Linked DNA regions of Homo sapiens: region 2 is linked to region 1. A link is a loop called in an ENCODE intact Hi-C map of the cell type or tissue named here. Cell type or tissue: heart left ventricle. All regions are shown on one strand. Each heading gives the region's core, and the rest is flanking DNA. Links, peaks and the distances in the headings are about the cores only. Region 1 overlaps FGD5 (FYVE, RhoGEF and PH domain containing 5). Region 2 overlaps FGD5 (FYVE, RhoGEF and PH domain containing 5).

The links. Hi-C counts contacts between places; a loop is a spot of excess contacts. Peaks named below come from ENCODE experiments on the same cell type or tissue, not always from the same donor. Only the 100,000 strongest peaks of a DNase experiment are listed, where the experiment ranks them.
Region 2: it touches region 1 in a loop (2.3-fold over the local background); 10 of 110 quality-filtered maps call a loop at or near these places.

Annotation. Positions count from the first base shown.
Region 1 is chr3:14,843,306-14,853,737 of GRCh38, reverse strand. All of the region lies in intron 1 of FGD5 (FYVE, RhoGEF and PH domain containing 5), which reads right to left. Among named protein-coding and RNA genes, the nearest start is that of FGD5, 30 kb to the right of the region's middle. RefSeq lists an enhancer at 5,482-5,776. In heart left ventricle, for the core only: no CTCF peak of the experiment used is centred there; a DNase peak (open chromatin) is centred at 5,657; H3K27ac peaks cover 5,097 bases; H3K27me3 peaks cover 1,914 bases.
Region 2 is chr3:14,897,075-14,907,506 of GRCh38, reverse strand. FGD5 (FYVE, RhoGEF and PH domain containing 5) reads right to left here. Exons shown (of 20, transcript NM_152536.4): 5 at 9,838-9,998; 6 at 9,412-9,568; 7 at 8,681-8,768; 8 at 7,054-7,104; 9 at 6,446-6,504. Among named protein-coding and RNA genes, the nearest start is that of NR2C2, 45 kb to the left of the region's middle. RefSeq lists enhancers at 5,893-6,775, 6,776-7,659. In heart left ventricle, for the core only: a CTCF peak has its summit at 4,621; a DNase peak (open chromatin) is centred at 4,546; H3K27ac peaks cover 365 bases.

The DNA of each region.
Region 1 (10,432 bases), core at 1,124-9,123:
AATTCCGTCCTATGTAACGCTGGTTGGGAGCCATAACTCTGAGCACAGCCAAAAGGGCCTAATAACTCGTAAAAAAAAAAAAAAAAAAAAAAAAAAAAAAAGGAACGCTTTTCCCCCTGGGAATCTCTCAGTGGGCACTCCAACCTCAAATTCCATCCTCACTGGTGTGGAGATTCATGCAAATGGGGCCAGATTGCAGACGTAACTTCTCCCAGCCCCTCCGAGACAGGCTGGGACCTTTCTGAAGCTCACCAGCCCAGCAGGGAGGGGAAGGGGGCTTCGGGGCTGAGCTCTCTGGGAGCTGGAAAGTTTGAAATGGAGGAGACAGGCTGGTGAGAATGAGTATCCCAATTAGCAGAATAGCTGGAAGAGCTTGTAAGTGGGCGGAGGGGAGGGCTGGATACGGGATAGGGATTTCTAAACCCTCAGACATTCGCTCCACTCCTTTGCTGAATCCTTCACCCCTCAGCACCCCAGCACCTTCCCAGTACTAAACAGTCCCTCCAGGACTTCCCCTGGTGACCCCTTCTGCTCTGATGCTTCCTTGTCCTCACAGGGACATTGCAATCTTTGCAGATGGAGCTATCATTTGCACTGTAACTGGGACCACGGAAGACAAAGCACAGCGCAAATGTGATACTGTGGAAACAGCCCAAGAGGACTGGGGGTCCTGGATTCCTCAGGAAACCCTGCGTCATCTGGGCTACGTCGTGGCTGTCCTGGGGAGGCTAAGTTTCCACATCTATAAAACTGAGGTGGAGGCTGGACTCATGGGTCAAAGCACAAAACACCCAGACATATGAAACTGTGTGCTGAGACCAGACACACACATCCCACAGCCTGGGGGCCAGGCCCTGAGAACGCTGCCTGCCTGGTGCCTCGTCGTGTCTGAAGTGAGGCTCCCTTTCACGCCTCTCGGAGAGAATGCCTCCTGCACCCAGGGTCAGCCAAGGGATAGCATTGTAATGGTTCCCAGAAACATGACCGAAGGAGAGACTTTTAAAAAAATTCAATTTCCATTTCTCACTAAGTAAAAACAAAAGTTCATCCTTGTTTTCTGACCAGAGACATCCCCACCCCTCCTCTTAAAACGCAGCAGCATCAGTGGTTTCAGAGGGGTTTGCTTTCTTTTTATAATAGCATTAATGAGATATGAGTCACATATCATGAAATATGCCCCTTTAAAATACAATTCAGTGCTTTTTAGTATATTAGTATATTTGAAAGAGTTGTGTGGCCAACACCGTTATCTAATTTTGGAACATTTTCATCAATCCAAAAAGAAACCTCACTCCTTGCTAGGCCTCTCAGCCCCTGGCAACCGCTAGTCTACTTCCCGTCTCTACGGATTTGCCTATTCTGAACATTTCATTACATGAAATCATACAGTATGAGGCTTTTTGGGTCTGGATTCTTTCACTTAGTGTGTTTTCCAGGTCCACCCATTTTGTAGCATGTGTCAGCTCTTCATTCTTTTTCATGGCTGAGTAATATTCCACAGTATGGACAGATCATACTGCTTATCCATTCAACTGATAGACATTTGAATTGTTTCTTTTTGGCTATCATGTATAATGCTGCTGTGAATATCTGTGTACGCATTTTTGTATAGCCATATTTTCCTTTCTCTTGGGTATATACCTAGAAGTGGAATTGCTGGGTCATATGATAAATCTATATTTAATGTTTTGAGAACTACCAGACTGTACTCCAAAGAGGCTGTATCATTCCACATTCCTACCAGGAGTGTATGAGGGTTCTAATTTCTCTACAGTCTTGTCAACACTTGTTATTGTCTGCCTTTTTTTTTTTTATCTTAGCCATCCTAGTGGGTTTGAAGTGGCTTTATAAGGATTTTCAAAGAATTTTGTTTTTTTCTGATTCCATCTCAGCCTCCTCCCAACCTGAGCAAACACTATTTTTCCTAGCCAAAGAGAAAAAGGGAAACACAACTGTGACCATGAAGGCTTTATTTTCAGATAATCAAGTGAGGCTCAGAAGTCTAGTGGGGGTGGGGGGGAATTTAAACTTTTAGAAGATCTTCAGGAACCTCATAAAATTATAACATAAAGAGGTAACATTCAAGAACAATATGTAAGCCGGAGCCACAAACCTACCACTGTGATGGTGTCTCAGGCTCTGTCTTTGGGACACTGGAAGTGCCTTGGGCAACCTGAGGTAGTGATGCTGGCAGCAGAGGCTGGAGCCAGCATTTCTGCCACACTGTTGGGTCACAGGCCTGGCCTAGCCATAACCACTGGCTCTAACATTTTGGTCATCTCTGGGACTGCAGTAAAGGACAGTGGTAAAGGGCATACATTTTGGGACCTGACTGTCTGATGCCAAGACCCAGTTCTGCCACTTATCAGCCCAATGACCTTGGGTAAGTTGCTTAACCTGCCTGCCTCAGTTTCCTCATCTATAACATGGAGATGATATCAGTCCTTAAATTCCCAAGGTCTATGAGGGTCTATGTAGGGATCAGATGAGATGACATCTGTAAATGAGGTATACGACCTGTGTAACACAGTACCTGCTGGTTTTATGTTACTAGAGTCCGTCTGAGCTACAGGCAGTCTGAATTCAACAGGCAGAGCTCCTCAACGCTTACAGACCTGGGTTCTGGTCCCACCTCTGTCACCAGTGTGGGCCCCTTCCCCTCCAAGGGCCTTAGTTTCCCCATCTGTAAAATAAGAGAACTAGAACTAGAAGCCCTTCTCACCACGACGCGCTGTGGCTTTATTTTATGTCCAAAGCTGAGGAATTTTGCCAGAGTGATTCCTGCCACATCTTTGGCATTACCGACCAGCCTACACAGCCAAACCAACTCCCTGGCCCATGCATACATTTGCAGTTTCCCATCTATCCCCCTTCCAAGACTGTTACAGAATTCCTTCCCACCCTCCCCTGCACTTGCCCAACACCATCCCTCCCACCCACCACTGCCCCCCCAACCAAGGTCCAACCCAAATACCACCTCTTCCAAGAAGCCTTCTGTCTCTCCAGCAGGAGGGGCTCCCGTTGCAGTTTACTACAACGACTCCAGTTAATTTACGTTCCTATATTAAAGTTCCTTGAAGGTAGCAGTCATGGGCTTGCTATGCATTTCTGTGTCCTCCATGAAGTGCACACAGTAGGTGCCCGACAAATGACTGTCCTATCCCAGTTTCCCCATCTCATCCCAGCTGATGGAGGTGACTTCCTCCCATCACCCAGGGGGAGGGCGTCTCTCTGTCTGCACACATAACACAGTACCTGGCTCACGCTGAAATGGCATCACAGGTGCTGCCACTGCTGAGAACACTGTGGCCAGACAAGTATTAGGAGACAAACGAGCTTCCTTCCTCACCAGGCCACGCTTTTAAATCACTAGGAATATGGCCAGGGGTGGGAGAGGGAGAAGCACCCCAGAGGCTGGATCTGGTTCTCCCACAGGTTCAGCTGATACTGAAGGATGGGTGGTGGGGACTGCCTTGGTTTCCTCATCTGCAAGATGAGCTCTACAGTTGTGGGTCCTGAGCACCTAACTCCAGCCCAAAGCAGGAGGAAACTCAGACGCATCTTTCTCCTGCAACCTCCGCTCTGGGAGTCAGAGGAAGCCAGACCACAGGCGAAGCAGGAAGGGCCGGGGAGTCACTGCTCCTGCCCCAGGCAGCTGGGGAGGATGCAGCAGCTGGAGATTCACAGAGGACACTATAATTTAATAACCACACACCACATCTGAAGTTGCCAGGAGCTATGAGAGGGGCAGCCTGTGGTTTCCAAGTGTGGTGGTCTGAATAACAATCCCCTTCTCCCACCCCTCCCTTCCACACAGACACAGCCAGCCAATACTAACAACAGAAGCAGCAGCAACAGCAGACACAGAAGCCAGCATTTTTTTTAGGGCTTACTAAGTGCCAGGTGCTCTATGGCTTCTTCCCAACCACTGTATCCTGTAGACATTAACACTCCCATTTTACGGATGGAGAAACAGGTGCACAGAGGCTAAGTTCAGGGCCAGGATCTGAACACAGGGAATGTGGTTTCAGAGCTCCCCCTCTGACAATGAGTCTATGCAACCTCTACTGTATTTATTCATTTATTAAGCACTGAGCTGAGCACGTCCCAGGGGCTACCTCGTTTGATCCTTTCAACCAGCTTAGTGAGGGTTAGAAGCACTTTCAACCACTTAGTGAGGTAAGCACTATTATTATACTCATCTTTCAGTTGGAGAAACTAAGGCTCTGTGAAGTTAAATGACTTGCCCAAGGTCCACTCTGCTATATTCCCCTTCCATCAACCTCTCTCAGACAAAACCACAAGCAGATGGCCCATGGCTGGACCCACACACTGGACACATCCATTCATTCGGTTCACTGTCACCTCCTCTGTGCTGGGCAGTACCAGGGCAGAGCAGGACTCCCAGCCCACAAGGCATGAAAATGTGTGAGAGGTGCCAGGACACAGAGGAGTGTGCACAGAGCACCTGTAGGGCAGGTGGGCGCAGGCCTTTTGACGCACATGAACAGGAGCGTCACCTGTGGCAGGAGTGGGATGCCTGGATGGGGGACGCAGAGGGAATCCATCACACAGGGCCAGACAGAGACGGACACACTGAGGCTCAGGCCCAGAACGGAAGGGCCTCACACTTGGACCCAGACACGTGATAGTGCACACATGCTCTTGTCATGTCACTCATGTGGTCTTCCCCAACTCCATCTGCCTCCTCTACTCCAAACACAGAAGAAGCATTTTCAGAGGATGCCACCCTTTGCCAAGGGCTCTAAACCCTATAAATCCACGCTGCTCCTGAGGGCAGGGGCTGCATGTGATTCTGCTGGTCCCTAGAGCCCAGATGAGAATGGATGCCTGGAAAGTGTTTGCTGACCTGAGCTGATCTGACTTCTCACACCAGCCAGGGCCCAGGGTCCTCTCCTTGCCAAGGCCAGCTCAACCCTTACATCCTACTCTAGGAAGCCTTCCCTGACTACTAGCTAAGCTAATGGGGCTGAAGCTTTAGGTCCTACACTTGCATGGGTGGGTACCTTTCAAGGTTCAATAAGTTAATTTATAATCTTTTTTATTTGCATAAATTTAAAAAATAACCTATATACTATCAGTATAATCAACATAGAGCCCATTTCTTACAAGATTTTAATTTTCACACACTTCTTAAGGAAGCTTTTTGTGGTATAAGTGAGGTGCCTAACCTGTACCCCATGGGTTCCAGGGCTGCATGGGGCTGGCCTGGCCTTTTTGCATCTTGGTTCTCCCATTTGGGTTCTGTACTCCATGAGGGCAGTGAGCCCTGCGGTGTTAAGGCTGCAGCAAGTTACCTACTTAACAGATGGGGGCAGTGAGGGCCAGGGGGAAGGATGAGAAAGCAGACCAGATTTCCATGGCTCCCAGAAGCCTCCCTGCAGAGGGGGTCAGCTGTCCTGGGGTTCAGGCGTTTGGGGTGTGGCAGTCTTGGAGGGAAGAGGCGCGGGGAAGGGCAGGGCTGCCCAGGAAGTGGGACTTTTGCCTCCCACAACAACGAAAAGCCTCGTCCAAAGGGTGAGAAGAGAGGCACCGCCCTCAGCCCCACATGTCTTCAGGGCTCACAGTGGCTGGCTGCCCCTCCTCCACCCACCTCCCAGGACTTGTCCTGCATTTCCTGTAAACACCGACACTTCCTCCCTGGGGAGGACCTGGCAGTGTTGGGGCCACACCCCGCGGCTGACAGAGCCCGGCAACAATGGCTGGCCCGGGGCTCCAGCTGGCCACTCCACACCTCAGGCCTTCCCAGGGACCCAGAGAAAGGCTACCCTTTCCTAGAGCTGGGGAGCCCAATGCCCCCATGCCACAGATGGACAACTCAAGGCTCAGAGAGGAGGGGAGGCATCTGTCCTGGGCTACACAGCAAGTCTACAGCCAAAGGCAGGGTTATGACTTGCTCATCTCTACACCTCAGCGCCTCATCTGCTGACCATGACACACTGAGCTCTCGAAGGTGAGAACACCCGGGAGGAGCTCAGTCTCCAGCCAGCCTGCCTAGATTTCCAAAACTTGGTTCTTTGCCACTTATCAGCTACACAACCCTGGGCAAGTTTTCTGTGCCTCAATTTCCTCATCAGTAAAGCAGGGATAGTAACAGTACAGACCTCATTAGGTTGCTGTGAGGATTTAGTGAAGTGATACATACAAAACAACGAGAACATACTGCAGCTATGTTGCTGTTCCTGTTTTTAATGTTTACTGAAAGCTCCAACCAGGACAGACTCTGAGTCTCCAGACCTCCATCCCACCAGGGATGCTAATTGGGCTCGGCTTTCCAACTTCAAAGCAGTTCAGGGTTAGAAGCACTGTTCTAGGAGTCAGGAGACTCTTGCTCTGCCAGTAACTCACCCCATGATCTCGGACAAAAACACTTCCCTCCTATGTGCCTCAGTTTCCTCAGCTATAAAATGGAGACTAAAACCCTGCTCTATCTCATGGGTGGCTGGGAGGTAAAATGAGACAACAGACAGAAAAGCACGTAGAAAAGTTCCAGTTGATACATTAGGTGTTTCGGGTGGGGGTCGGCATTTCCAAACAAATTGTCACAAAAACTCATCTTCGAGGATAAGCCCTGAAAGTCTTTATCAGTATGGTGTTAATAATCTGGCTACACTGACAGCTTATGTGTGCCAAGTCCTGGCCAAGTGCTTACCAGCAGGATCTCATTCACTCCTCGGAACAACTCTCCCAGCAGGCTATTATCATTCCCATATCACAAAACAGAGGGATGGAGGGGGACCACTAAGTTCAGTCTCCCTTGATTTGTCCTAAACCTGTTACCTTCAGCTCTAAGAACAGGCTGAAAAGGGTTTCCTTACAGCCCAGCTAAGATCTGCACAGCACTTCACAGTCTACAAACACCTCCACATATTTCATCATGGTTCATTCTTCCCGCAAACATGTAAGGTAGGCATTGTCACCTCCAACAAAGAGAAGAAAGCAAGGCCCAGGGGGGCTGAGTGACTGCCTGCGTCCCACAGTTACACAGTAAAAATGGGGTCTCTGGTCCCACGGTTGGGAAGTTTCCCCTTTGTATGACAATGCTTCTTCATCTTCTGCATGAACCAAGAGGACCTGGACAGTGGCTCCTGACTCTGGACCCAGCACAGGGACATGTCAGGCAACTCCCCCGTGGACCTGGGGTGCCGTGTGAGCAGTTTCTGAGGCCTGTGGCCGGGTGTCTGGAAGTATTTATGAGCTATGCAACTAAGCCTGCTTTTTCAGTCAGTAATTGCTTTGAAATATGGGTTCTGAGAGTTTGGCTGCAGTGCTAGCTGGCACAGCCTTCTCCCCACATGCCAGGACAGAGACCACGACAATAGAAAGCTGGGAAAACCACCCACCCCACAGACAACTCTGGCTTGGGATGAAAGAAAGCATTGGAAGAGAGGCAATGAGCTGAAAAATAGAGCCCCTGAGGATGGCACCCTCCTCCCTCAGCCCCATCCTCACTAGTACAATCTTTTGGCTCCCCAAAGAAGCCCCTGAGCCCCCAAACCACACATGCCTCTCCCACATTTCAAGCATTTTCTTCTTCCATGTGAAGATTGCACCAGCCACACGGGTTCAATTAACACGACAGGTGTGCCCCTAGTTAATGACTTGGGAGATAATTCCGACATGAAACAAGCTTGAAGTTTCATCAAATAGGGAAGAGGTTTTCTAACAATCAGTCACTTTTATGTCAATAAACCACGGGGCTTGGTGAGTTTGAGTTCTCATCCCTGTACTCACACCCAGTCCCAAACCCAGCCTCTGAGCAGCACATACCTCACTCCACATCCTTCATGTCTACCTGTTGGGCCACCTGTCCCCCAACTTCAGTCATAGCCCCTCTCCAGATTCTGAAATTCACACTGCCACTAGTCAGGGAGGACCTGAGGAACTTGCTTCTGTATCCCAGGGTCTGAACATAAAGTGTATTAAAGGCAGTTTTCAAACTGTAAAGTTCTATAAAACAAAGCACGTGGCAATGAACACTGCTCTAGACCTGTGGGGGGATGACTATGAAGCCCACCCCTGGGGATCTTGTTTCTGATGCAAAGTTCACCTTCAAGTGTTACCAGGCTCCAGGGTCTGGGTCTCTGTCTTGATAAACTCTCCCACATCCCAGCCTCAGTAGATGGAGTCTTGCTACCTCCACCCTGCCTGCATCACCTGTTCCTAGACTTCTTAGTTCAGGGAAACTTCTTAACGTTTCAGAGTACGGAAAGGAACCAAAAACTAAAACTGCAACAATGCAACAGCCTTGCAGCAGGAGCAAGAACCCTGCCCCAGGAGGTATTCAAGCACTGGCTTATTGAGAACTGAAGCATCTGGGAAGGGGAGGGGCATCCCCATCACTAAAGGTCCCTTCCAACCTCAAAGTGAGTAACTTCAGTAGTTTCAACTTAAACCTTTCAGAGTAAAATAAGTTAGGGGTCGATGTGGCCAGCAAGTTGAGGATGATTTCAGAATGCAGCTGGATGAAACCCTTCCTGCTGTCTAGACTAAGCCCAATCCAAGGGTGCCTTCAGAACCTTTACAATGGAAAGGACCTGCAGTGGAGTGAAGGCATCAGGGCTTTTTTTTTAGCATGTACAGGTGACAGAAGAGAACACAAACACCCAAAACCCAGAAGCTGTAGGCATTTTCTGAGTGAGTGGAGGCAGAATTTCTGCTAACTCTCAAATCCCAGGAGGCACAGAAGTTAGAAGCTGAGCTGAGGTGGCCACCTTTCCCTGCTACTCCAGAACCGAGGCATAGGGACTTCCTTGCACACCTTAGAAGGTAACGGGACACCAGCCATGGGCTACTGCACCTGACCAGACCAGCAGCATTTAGTTAAGAGGAGAGATGAGGGCAAGACTTTCCAGGAACAAAAAAGATTTGAGTGCAGTCTATTGAGGAGAGACTGGGGCTTATGATTCGAGCACAACACTGGGCTAGCTCCTTCTAGACATTGTCCAATTTAGCTTTCCTAACAAGTCTATGAGATAGGAATTATCAGCTCCATTTCATAGATGAGAAAACTGAGGCACAGAGACATGAAGTGACTAGCCCAAAGTCACACTGTCAGTGAACTATGCAGCCAGGGTTTTATGCCAAAGCTGACTGACAGGCAAGATATTCAGCACCGCAACCTACCTCTGCCTGTCTGGTCTGGCTGTCCCCAAGGGACCCTTCTCCCTATCCCTTCCTTTGCACAAACACAGCAGTGTCAGTCGGGTCCCAAGGCTATTTCTCCTCTGCCTTCAGCTTGGCCCCAAGATTCCTGGAATGGATCTGACCAAAGGGAGGTGACTTTTCCACGCAGCTAGTTAAGAAGCCACACGGTACAGGGCAGTGTTTCTCTAAGGGGGAAACTGGGAGTGCCTGGGGGAGTCTGTTACAAATGCAGATTGTGCAGCAACACCCCACACCCAGTGAATCCGAGTCTCAGGGGAAGGGCCTGGAAACCTGCATTATATATATATATATATATATATATATATATATATATATATATATATATATATATTTTTTTTTTTTTTAATGCCTATTAAGATGTGAGAAATGTTACAGCTGAAAGGGTCAGGACATTCAGGTTCAAATCCCAGCTCCCCTAGCTATGCAACCCTGGACAAGCCACTTCGCTTTTGTCAGCCTCAGTTTCTTCACTTGTCTGGTTGGGATAGGAATCCCGTCCTTCCAACTCACAGGGTTGCTGTGAGTTTCAAAGGAAGTTAGAAAAGCGCCCTGGGAGCTGGGCGCAGTGGCTCACGCCTGTAATCCCAGCACTTTGGGAGGCCGAGGCGAGCAGATCACCTGAGGTCAGGAGTTTGAGACCAGCCTGGCCAACATGGCGAAAACCCATCTCTACTAAAAAATACAAAAATTAGTTGGGTGTGGTGGTGGTGCATACCTGTAATCCCAGCTACTCAGGAGGTTGAGGCACGAGAATCACGTGAACCCAGGAGGCAGAGGTTGCAGTAAGCCGAGATCACGCCACTGCACCCCAGCCTGGGCGACAGAATGAGACTCTGTCTCCCCCCAAAAAAAAAAAAAAAAAGCACCCTGGGGATGCACAGGTATAGAGCCCAAGCGTCCAGGGTTCCTTCCAGCCAGCAGACTGGTGCCTTGTCCATGGAAACCACTCCCTTGGTGGGGAGGGGCTGGCCGTGACCTTATCAACAGTGAGAGCCCACCTGGCATACCAAGCAGGGCTACCTGGCATCTGGATGGCACACTGCAAGCAACGCCTGCCGCAGAGCCTGGGGTGGACTCAGTGGCCGTCCCTGAGAGAGCGTCTAAAGGGAAGGGGGTGCCCAGCCCCTGATTTCAGGGCTAAGAGGAAAAGACCATGGCAGCAAGGGCATCTGACACAGCACATCAGCCTTGACTTTCCCGAGCTAAAAACCCACTCTTGCCACACGCAGAGGATGCTCTCCAA
Region 2 (10,432 bases), core at 725-8,724, 54 kb before region 1:
CCTGTACAAGGCAGGACTGGGATCCGAGCCTGGGTCTGCAGGGAGCCACCACCATGGCTCTATGTGCTGTGGAGCCGGCTGCCTGGCCTCACTGTGCTGTCCAGCATCCCTGTGTTTCTCTGGACAACTGCTCCTACGCTCTCTAAGCCTATGTCTCTCATGAGGTCTGGAGCATGGGGACTTCATCGGACCCAAGGCTGGCCTCAGGCCCTCCTGGCTTGTAGCCCATGAAACACAGCACCTGCAGAGGAAACTGGATCCACACTCTGTGGAGCCTCGTGGTTAGAAAAATAAGTGTGCCTTGTCAGTACTTCACTGGGTTAGCCACAAAATGTAAAGTAACAGCCCCCTGTCTCCTCTGCACAGCACCCCACAATCCTAGATACAACAAGCGCCCACCCTGTGGGCAGGTGCCCCTTGAACCTTACACAGGGCAGGTTCTAAAGTTGTAAGGTGAACATTGTGGGTAGAGAATTTGCCCTGAAAAGTCCTTTCCATTATCTATGGTTTTGGGCATAAAATCCTATGTAGTAAAAAATGAGTAATTGTGGTTCCATTTCCATTTAAGATGTAGGAAGTACAAGAGAACACTGTTCTCATTGTAGTGTGAAAAAGCCAGATAACCTTCAAAATCATAACTATGCTTCAGCCTGTGGGAGAGCTGGGGTCACAAGGCAACCGAGTGAACTGGGTTCCACCTGGCAAGCCCGTCCACAAAGGAATGAGATGCAGGAACTGCCGCACCTTTGGTGACACACAGGAGGCAGAGGTGGCTGGTGTAAAGGAAGGTAAGAAGAAAGCAGCGAAAATGTTAATGAATTCTCAAAGGACAGGTGTGGGCTGGTGCCAGTTTAGAGTAATGGGGAGCTGCAGACGCGAGGGAATCTGTCCTCACTTGCAAGCTCTCATCCACGAGTCTCTGCCACGTGCCCACGAGAAAGGCAGGGGCAAGGTGGGGCCACATGCAAAGCCCTGCCCACTTCCTCAGGCCTTCTCTCATGCAAGGCTTCAGTTCCAGGAGGAGGCCAGGAGACCTCCCACCCCCACAGCCCAGGCAAAGGTCTGCTCCTCTAGGGAAAGAGAGGAAAGCTGCACCCTAGGACGGGGGCGATAACCCCTTGGACCCAGTACTGTGCACCAATACCTTGCTGGGGGATGGCCAGAAACCTGTCTAAGGCCAGCCACAGAGCCACAGAGCTCAGCCGCCATGGAGGGGAGGGACAGGAATGCTGTGAGAGCCCGGCTCACAGGCCCTGCTTCAGATGTAGGCATGTGCCCACCATAAGTCCAGCACTGAGTAACACAGGGCAGTAGCCTGCCTCTGAGAAGAGCAAGAACATGGGGAGAGGGCCTTCCTGTGGTGCAGGGAGGGCTAAAAGCTGAATATGGAGCAAGAATGAAAGAAAAGCTCTCTGACCTACCCCACAGGTCACAGCAGCACCCACGGGAGAAGCATGAAGCCTGGCAGTCACTGAAGGTTGATGACACGGCAGCAAAACCCAAACCCAGATCAGGTGCCGACTGGACTGACCCGACTGCCCTGTACCCTACCGTGAACAGCCATGACCAAAAAAGAGGCTTACCCCACCTTGAGGGGTAAATACGATTTACCTCAGTCTCTACAGTGCTTCTACACATAATGCCTGGCCTCCAATAACAAGTTATGAGGAACACAAAAATGCAAGCAAAAAACTCCCCAACCCCAACTCATTTTCAAGAGGAGAAAGCATTCCATCAAACCACAGTGAGAAGGGACACAGGTGTCTGAGCCATCAGACCTTGAAGTAGCTCTGATTGGTGGGTAAAAGGACCTGGTGGGAAAGGTGAACACCACCCGCAAGCAGATGGAGGATTTTGGCAGAGATGGAAACCATACGTGAGCGTCCAATGGAAATTTTGAAAGTAAAAAATCAGTATCAGAAACAAAGAATTCCTTTGACAGGTTTAGCAGCAAACGGAACACAGCTGAGGAAAGACTCCATGAGCTTGAAGACAGATCAGTGGAGATGATCCATACTGAAACACAAAGAGCAGGGAAAAAGAACAGAGCATCCAAGAGGATTTCCCAAAATTAGTGAATGACAACAAACCACAGATCCAAGAAGCTCAAGAATCACAACTGGATAAAGAGCACCCCATCCCCCACAACACACACACACAGACGCATCACAGCCAAACTTCCCAAAATCAAATCAAAAGAGAAGATCTTAAAGGCAGCCAGAGAAAAGGGACACATTACACAAAGACAGATACTCATGAGTATCACAGCAGACTTTCCACCAGAAACGATGTACACCAGAAGACAGTGGAGTGGCAGCAAAGAAAAACTGTCCATCCAGGTTTCTACACCCAGGAAAAATATCTTCCACAAATTAAGGTAAATTGAACAATTAAATTAATGGGTGGTAGGAACGAGGCTTCTCACTGTTGGAGTGAGAATTTACAGATAAGCAAGGGAGGAGGCTAGTGTGGTCATGATTAGAATGGGAAACATTGGTAAAAACTCATGGTAAAAAAAAATACATAAAATACAATAAAATAAAAATAAATAAAGGCCAGCCATGGTGGCTCATGCCTATAATCCCAGCAGTTTGGAAGGCTGAGGCAAGAGGACTGCTTGACACCAGCCTGGGCAAAATAGTGGGACCTCGATCTCTACAAAAAAATAAAATAAAACTCATGGTTAGTTTAATATTCAGATACAGATGGTTATGTATGGAAATATCTACAGATATGGGTATATGCAAAAGCTGGTATACACATATATTTCTTTGCTGTCAGCTAAGGAGGTGTAAAAGAAATGATACCACATTACCAGTAAGTGCACCTAATGCCTGTATCTTGGCTGTTAGTATTATTATCCAATTAATGCAAACAGGGCTCCATGGAGAAATGACTGATTCTAAGACTGGGGCAGGAAATACACAAGGTGAGTGATCCTGGAGCACCTTGCACTGCCAGAAAGTAAGGAAGTTCTCAAAACACAAACACACACACACACCCTGAAATCTATATTGATGACACCATGTGAAAAGGGCACAGAAACCAACTGAAAACGCTCCCAATAGCCAAAGCTGAAACAATTTGAGAAATAAAATAAATAAGGAAGTGTTGGATTATAACAGTCCATACTGATATAAATGACTTCTTTATATATAATGACTAGATACACTAGCCAATGAGGGAGAAGAGACAAATCTCCCAGGCAGAGGAATTCCACATAACCTAGGTAGATATGGTGCCCTCAAGAGGAGGGAGCATAACCCCCCGCTCCTAAGAATGGGCTGCACAAACTGACTTTCTTCCAAAGGGCATGGAAAAGGCAGGGGTGAGACAGAGCAGCTTCACAGTGGAGAAACCTGCCACCAGGTGACTTCAGCCAGGTGACCAAGGTCAACATCAACAGTGGTAAATCCTGTTGCTAGTATGTGCCCTTCATATGATGGGATGAAAAGTACCTTGCTCTGTGAGCCTCTTCCCAAATAGCCATATACCCAGTCTAATCATGAGAAAAACACCAGACATTTCCACCAGAAGGGCGTCCTGCCATATACCTGACCAGTACTCCTGAAAACTGTCAAGCTCATCAAAAGCAAGGAAAATGAGAAACTACTGCAGTCAAGGGGAGCCTAAGGAAACAGGACCACTAAACAGCATGTGGGGTCCTGGAAGGGACCCTAGAACAAGACACCAGGCAAAACTAAGGAAATCTGAATGAGCTAGGGTCTTCGGTTAATAATCCTGTACCAATATTTGTGTGTTAATGTAACACATGTAGCATACTAATATACCATGGAATACTATGCAACCATAAAAAATGATGAGTTCATGTCCTTTGTAGGGACATGGATGAAACTGGAAATCATCATTCTCAGTAAACTATCGCAAGAACAAAAAACCAAACACCGCATATTCTCACTCACAGGTGGGAAATGAACAATGAGATCACATGGACACAGGAAGGGGAACATCACACTCTGGGGACTGTTGTGGGGTGGGGGGAGGGGGGAGGGATAGCACTGGGAGATATACCTAATGCTAGATGACGAGTTAGTGGGTGCAGCGCACCAGCATGGCACATGTATACATATGTAACTAACCTGCACATTGTGCACATGTACCCTAAAAGTATAATAATAATAATAATAATAAAGATGTTCATAACAGAGAACACTGTGTGGGGGACACATGGGGACTCTCAGTACTATCTTCTCAATCTTTTCTGTAAATTTAACATTGCTTTTAAACATTGTTTTAAAAAATAAAGTCTATTCAGAAAGCAGAATGATGGTTACCAGCGGCTGGGGTGCAGACTGGAATGAGGAGTTAGAGTTTAATGGGGAGAGAGTTTCAGTCTGGGAAGAGAAGTTCTGGAGATGAATGGGATGACAGCTGCATGACAGTGTGAATGTACTTAATACCTCCAAACTGCAAAAGAGTAAATGTCCCAGGCAGAGCTCCTCCCCAATCCAAGCAGGCATGGGCTAGGGGCCTCTGGTCCAGAGCAGGCCTGGTGCAGCTGTCCACAGCTGGCCCCTGCTTCCCAGCACAGCGTCCAACTTCAGCCTTGGAGAAAGCCAAGAGGGTGTCTGGCCGTCGGCTGCTCCGGTTCCTCCTCTGGGTGGGGCTGTGTGTGCAAGCTCCCCGTAGGAGGGAAGATGTATCCCTGCCTGACCTAGTTTTTCTCTCTGGAAGCAGAGGCAGCCCCGGCTAAAGGGAAATGTGGAGAACCCAGCCCATCTGCTGCTATTCCTCGACAGGGTGCTGGACCCCAAAGCACCTCTAGTTTTTGGCTGTGTTGAGGGACTCTCACTGTATGTACAAGATGCCAAAATGAGGAGGGGCAGGGAGGTCAGTGCAGAGCAGAGTGAGAGAAGAGAGGACCTTAAAGATTAAAAGGGCATGTCTGACCCACATGGAAAACGGCCCGGAAACTGGCCTGTGTATTCATACCTAGCTGATTCAGCCTCCACTCTCAGTCTACCCTTCACCAGCCAGCCCGACCTCTCTCCCTGGACTCTGATGCTACCTTGCCATCCTGTCCCCAACGCCTAGCCACCTAGCAGGTGGCTCTCTGAACTCCAACATGCACCGTCCAACCTCCATGTCTTTGCCCAGGCCAGCCCCTCTTCCTATCACCCCTTTTCTCTCTCTGCCTTCCTGGCATGTGTGCAAATCCTCCCTATGGGGACACCTCCAGGTCAACTTTTTTTTTTTTTTTTTTTAAGATGGAATCTCACTCTGTCACCCAGGCTGGAGTGCAATGCCATGGTCTCGGGTCACTGCAACCTTCGCCTCCCAGGTTCAAGCGATTCTCTAGCCTCAGCCTCCCAAATAGCTGGGACTAAAGGTGTGTGCCACCACACCTGGCTAAGTTTTGTATTTTTAATAGAGACAGGGTTTCATCATGTTGGCCAGGCTGGTCTTGAACTCCTGACCTCAAGTGATCCACCTGCCTCGGCCTCCCAAAGTGCTGGGATTACAGGCGTGAGCCACCACACCTGGCCCGTATCATCTCTTCTGGCAACCTCGGCTGGAAGGGCCACCTCCCTTCTCTGAACCCTGTGGCATTCTCTCCCATGACATCTATCATGGTCATTTGCATCCACATATTTAGTTACTCCACTAAGCGGAGGTTTCCTCAAGGGCTTGTATCTCCACTCCCCAACACAGCACAAGGTCTGACACATAGCAGGTGTCCAATAAATGCAATTTCCCTTCCTCTTCTGCCTGTGGATGACTCACTGTGTCTCTGCCACAGCAAAGTATAGCACCTCCTCGGCACACATGGCCATCATCTCCCTTCTGTGCCTGCAGAAGATGTGACTACCTGGTCACTGAACTCTTTTCCAGTGACCTAGGACTCGGGCTTGGAACCATTGTCAACACAGAGCGCTGGCATGCCTACAGCTTAGCAGGACAGTGAGCATGTGGTGACCACCTGAATGGAGCTGGGATGCGGGATCAACTCTGCCCTCTAGCAGACAGAGTCACACAGTCAGAATCAGATCTGTGCTTAGAGCCACATATTCTAGTGGACTAGTGATTCTCAAACTTTTGTGGTCCTAACATTTACCCAGGGTGCTTGTTAAAAATGCAGCTCTCTAGATCCTACATGCAGAAGCTCTGACTGGGAGGATCCAACGTGTGCCCAGGAACTAGGAGTTTACAAAGCACCCCAGGTGCTGATGGGGGTGGCCTCAGACCACAGTCGGGGCATTCCTCTCATTGTTTGAACAGTGAACTGGAGGCGCAGAGAGGGGCACACAGCGCCTGAGGTCACACATCAAGAGTCAGAGCCAGAACCCACGGCTCTCTGCAGAGTCCCACAAGAGAGACGGTTGCCTGCAGCCCCTAGGAGTGGGGCATCAGAAGGCTGACCGGAGCTGGTGGGGAGGTGCCTGGAACCTGTGTCTGAGGAAGGGGGCCGCCAGGCCGCACTCACCCCTTGCTCCATGCTGTCGTTGGCACGGTCTGTGACTTTGGAGATGAGGCTCAGTGCACCTGGGGAGGGACACAGAGCAGGAGTTGGGCCATTGCAAGAGGGGCATCAATTTTCCCCACTGTAGTGTCAGGTCACAGGCCTCAAGCCCAGCTTGGCCACTACTGCCTAGGTGACCTTGACAGTGATTTGACCACTGTCATGCATGCCTCAGTTTCCCTGGCTGTAAACTGAATATGTTATAATAGTGACCACCCTGGCAGGTGATACACAGGGACAGCCACATCGAATTGGGAGGAAACAGGGAGACTGTGGTGAGCTTTTCAGACCTGGCACCACCCCTCCTATCACCAAATTCTGGTGACTCCCCCATCCCCTCTGACGGGATGTCCTCCCGTCCTAGGATGTCCCCACAGCTGAGGTGACAGGGGACCCATCTCAGAAGAGCTGTGGGCTCTCACAGAAGTCCAAGATGTGTCATATGCAGAACCCACCCAGCTGGTGGGGAGGGGACTATATCCTGGGCCTTGGAATTGGGGCAGGGTCCAGGCTTTGGCGCAAGGAGGCAGAGCAGGCTTGAGTACCTCCCTCCGCATTCACGCTGGACTCACCCTGTGTGTTGTCGTACTCGGCGGAGTCCGGACAAAGGTTGTTTAAATAGTCTGTTGGCAGGATAAGAACCAGGAGTCAGCTACTGGTGAGGTCAGCCCCTCCTGCCCACAACTGTGGCCACCCCCTCTCTTGCCAGAGTTGGAAGAATGAAGCATCCACCCTCTCTCCCCTGCTGGCCCCATCACAATACCACATTAGCATGAAACCAGGCCCCCAGGACCACTGTCAGCATTGCTGCCACAGCTGCTTGTCCCTCACTTATCCAACAGATACCCATTGAGCACCTGCCTGGCACTGGGCCATGCCTTGGAGACAGACACAACAAGGTGAATCCATCACAGCCCACTGGGGGCGACAGACATGGCAATCAGCACAGCCGAGTGTGTTGTGTGGAACCTGTAGTGCATTCATACTCTCCAGGCTCCACATCCTCCAGCCCCTCCCCAGTGACTGCTCTTCCATCTGCTCGTTCTATTCTGGCCATGATGGCTTTCTTGAATGTGCCAAGCTTGGTCCTACCCCAGGGCCTTTGTACTTGCTGTTCCCTCTGCCTGGCACTCTCTTCAGATCTTCATATGGCTCATGTCCTTGCTTTACTGAGATCTCTGTCCAATGCCGCCTCCTCAGAGAGGTCTTCCCTGATCGCTAACACAGCAGCCCTGTTCCCTCTGTCTCCTTAACTTGCTTTATTTTTCTTAAGAGTTCTTAACAGACATTATCTTTTGGCTTTCTTATTTGCTTGTCTAGGGTGTAAGCTCTACAGTGTCACTGAGTTTGCTGTTCGATTTACTGCTGCATCTCCAGCATCCAGCATGGGACCTGGTACATAGTAGGTGCTCAATAAATAGTTCTTGGATTAGATGAATGAATTCTCTAGTCCTTGGCCCTAATGTATTTTTGAGGAGCCCCAGTTGCTACCTGGAATTACATATCCATGCCTACATATGTACTGTCTGTCTCTCTCATTAGGACATCAGGGGTCTTTGTCTATTTGGGAGGCAGCTGAATAAATGGGTCTGGAGCTCAGAACAGAGGAGTGGGTGTTTCCAGCAGGCAGAGATAGGGGAAAGGGCATAAAGAGAGAAGGGAAGGGGACCCAGGACTGAGTCCTGAGAAGCTCTGACGTTTATGGAGCAGTGGAGGATGGGAGGCCACCAACACAGACAGAGAAGGGACAGAGAGATGGGAGGGAAGTGGGAGAGAGTATACCACAGAAACCCGCGGAGGAAAGGACTCGAGAAGCAGGAAGTGGTCGTGGGTCCAGCAGGTCCAAGGCTGAAAATGTCCACTCATATGGCCAAGAGGACTTTGATGACAGGCGTGGCTTCAGTGAAATGAGGAGATGGCCAGCTGAGGCAGGGAGGAAGTGCAAGCTGGGGAGGGGTGTCGTTGGGTTTTTGTGTTTTAGGATCAGGGGTGGCCACTGGAGGGAGCGTTCTAAGGTGGCAGGAGGTGGTTCAGAGGGCTCAAAGCTCAACTGGAGGGAAAGGTGATGGCAGAGGTCACCCTTCCCCAACACCTGCCTGACATGGTCAGAGGCAAGGTCACCACAGTCCCCTCCACCCCTCCTCAGGGGCCTTCCCTGCCCTGCCGCCTCAGTCCCCATTGATCTCCTGTGGGGCCCACCTGTGAGGAGCACTTGGTACTGGAAGAGGCGTTGAACCACCCGCAGCAGCCGATGCTTCGCAGTCTGGCTGCCTCCTTGTACACTCTGCTGCTCTCAAGACAGGGAAGGAAAAACCTTATCAGAAACCCCTCCTGAAGGCACCATGCTCACAGCAGCCCATATACACTGTCCCATCCACACCTCTTCCCGGGCCAGCTGAACTTCTCCCTCATCTCCAAAACCAGGTTCTCCTCCTGCGGGAAGCCCTCCTGGATTAGCCCGGCCCTGCTGTAACTGCTCACTCCATCATGCTCCCAGTTGGTGCTACACTCAGTATCAAGCCTCTCCTAGTCCCTGCCCTGCTCTTAATGTTAGCAATGGAGGAAAGCTCCCCCTTTTTCTGCCCAGGAAAACTAGATCCCCAGTTTGTGGCTAGTGTTGGGAATTTCCTTGAACACTCCACGGCTGGGGCTCTGGCTTGGTTGGTGCTTTTCAACTGAGACAAGAAAACTACCCTGAGACCCTTACTGGGTGGCACTCACTGCACTGTCATCTGCTGCCCAACAGCGGATGTTCTGAATTCTGGGTTCTCCTCCCTGATGGGTCATCCTCTCATCCCTCTGGCCAGGTCTTCCCTGTCTGCTCCCCAGCCCCACACCTACCAAGATGTCCCACTGATTTGCATTAAGCCCTTCGCCCACCTCAACCCCTGCATCCTTACAGCAGGGTCTCAGAGGACCAAGGGACCCACCTCAAATTCACGGACAGCAGCTGCCAGCCGGGGAGAGTGGAGGCAATTCTCACTGAGCAGACCTAGGTACCTGTCGAACTGCAGGATGTGAGTGGCGTGGTGATCAAACCCCTGCTCCCGGGCCAGGAAGACGTCAGCTACCTTCTGCTGGCTCTCCCTGCAGCCAGGAATGGGGATGGGACAGTGAGAACTCAGCCTTGTAACCAACGCAGGGTTAGAAGCAGGGGGCCTGGAGTCACATCCCTGGGTGCAGATCCCAGCTCAACCCTTGCACAGTTGTTTTACTTTGAGCAAATGACTTAACACTTCGGAGTTCGGCTTTCCCATCAATCAAATGGAGATACTATTTCATATGGTGGTGTTTTTATCCGTCTCCATTCCCCCAGTGCAACAAAAGTGGAACCCGGGGGTCCAGGGACTGCTCACCAATTTGACAGCCTTTCCTCCAGCTCCTCCAGGATGCCTTGATGAAGGTCGTGGATGGCTGGGAGTTCACTCAGGCCCTGCCTCAGCTCCTCCCGGGCCAATGTGTCTCTGCCTTCATGGTCCATGTCATCCAAGGCCCTCATGACAGCTCCATGGAAATCCTGAAACACCAAAAGGTCTGTTACCCACAGGTTGATAGGACTGAGCACAAGTCCTCCTTGGCAGATTTCCCCTGGGGCTTTGGAGCCCTGGCCTCTGTGAAGACAGCAGTGAGGACTTAAGCCAGTGTCTCCAGACCCAACAGTCTCACCTACAAAGCAGAGATGACCACATGCACCTGGCGACCATAGGGCTGCCTGAGCTGACACCCAAAGAGCACCCAACCCAACGCCTGGCACAGAGCAGGGCTCAACACACACTCACTCTCCTCTCGTTGTGGCCACGTGGTGAACACTCTTCTTTTTCAAGATAGGGGAGAGATTGGGTAATTCCTTCTATAACGAAGCAGAAGGTTTTGCTTTCTCATTATTCATCTTTGAAGAGGTTCATGAGCTATGTTGTTTCAAAACGAAGTCTAAGGAAATTATAGGCATCC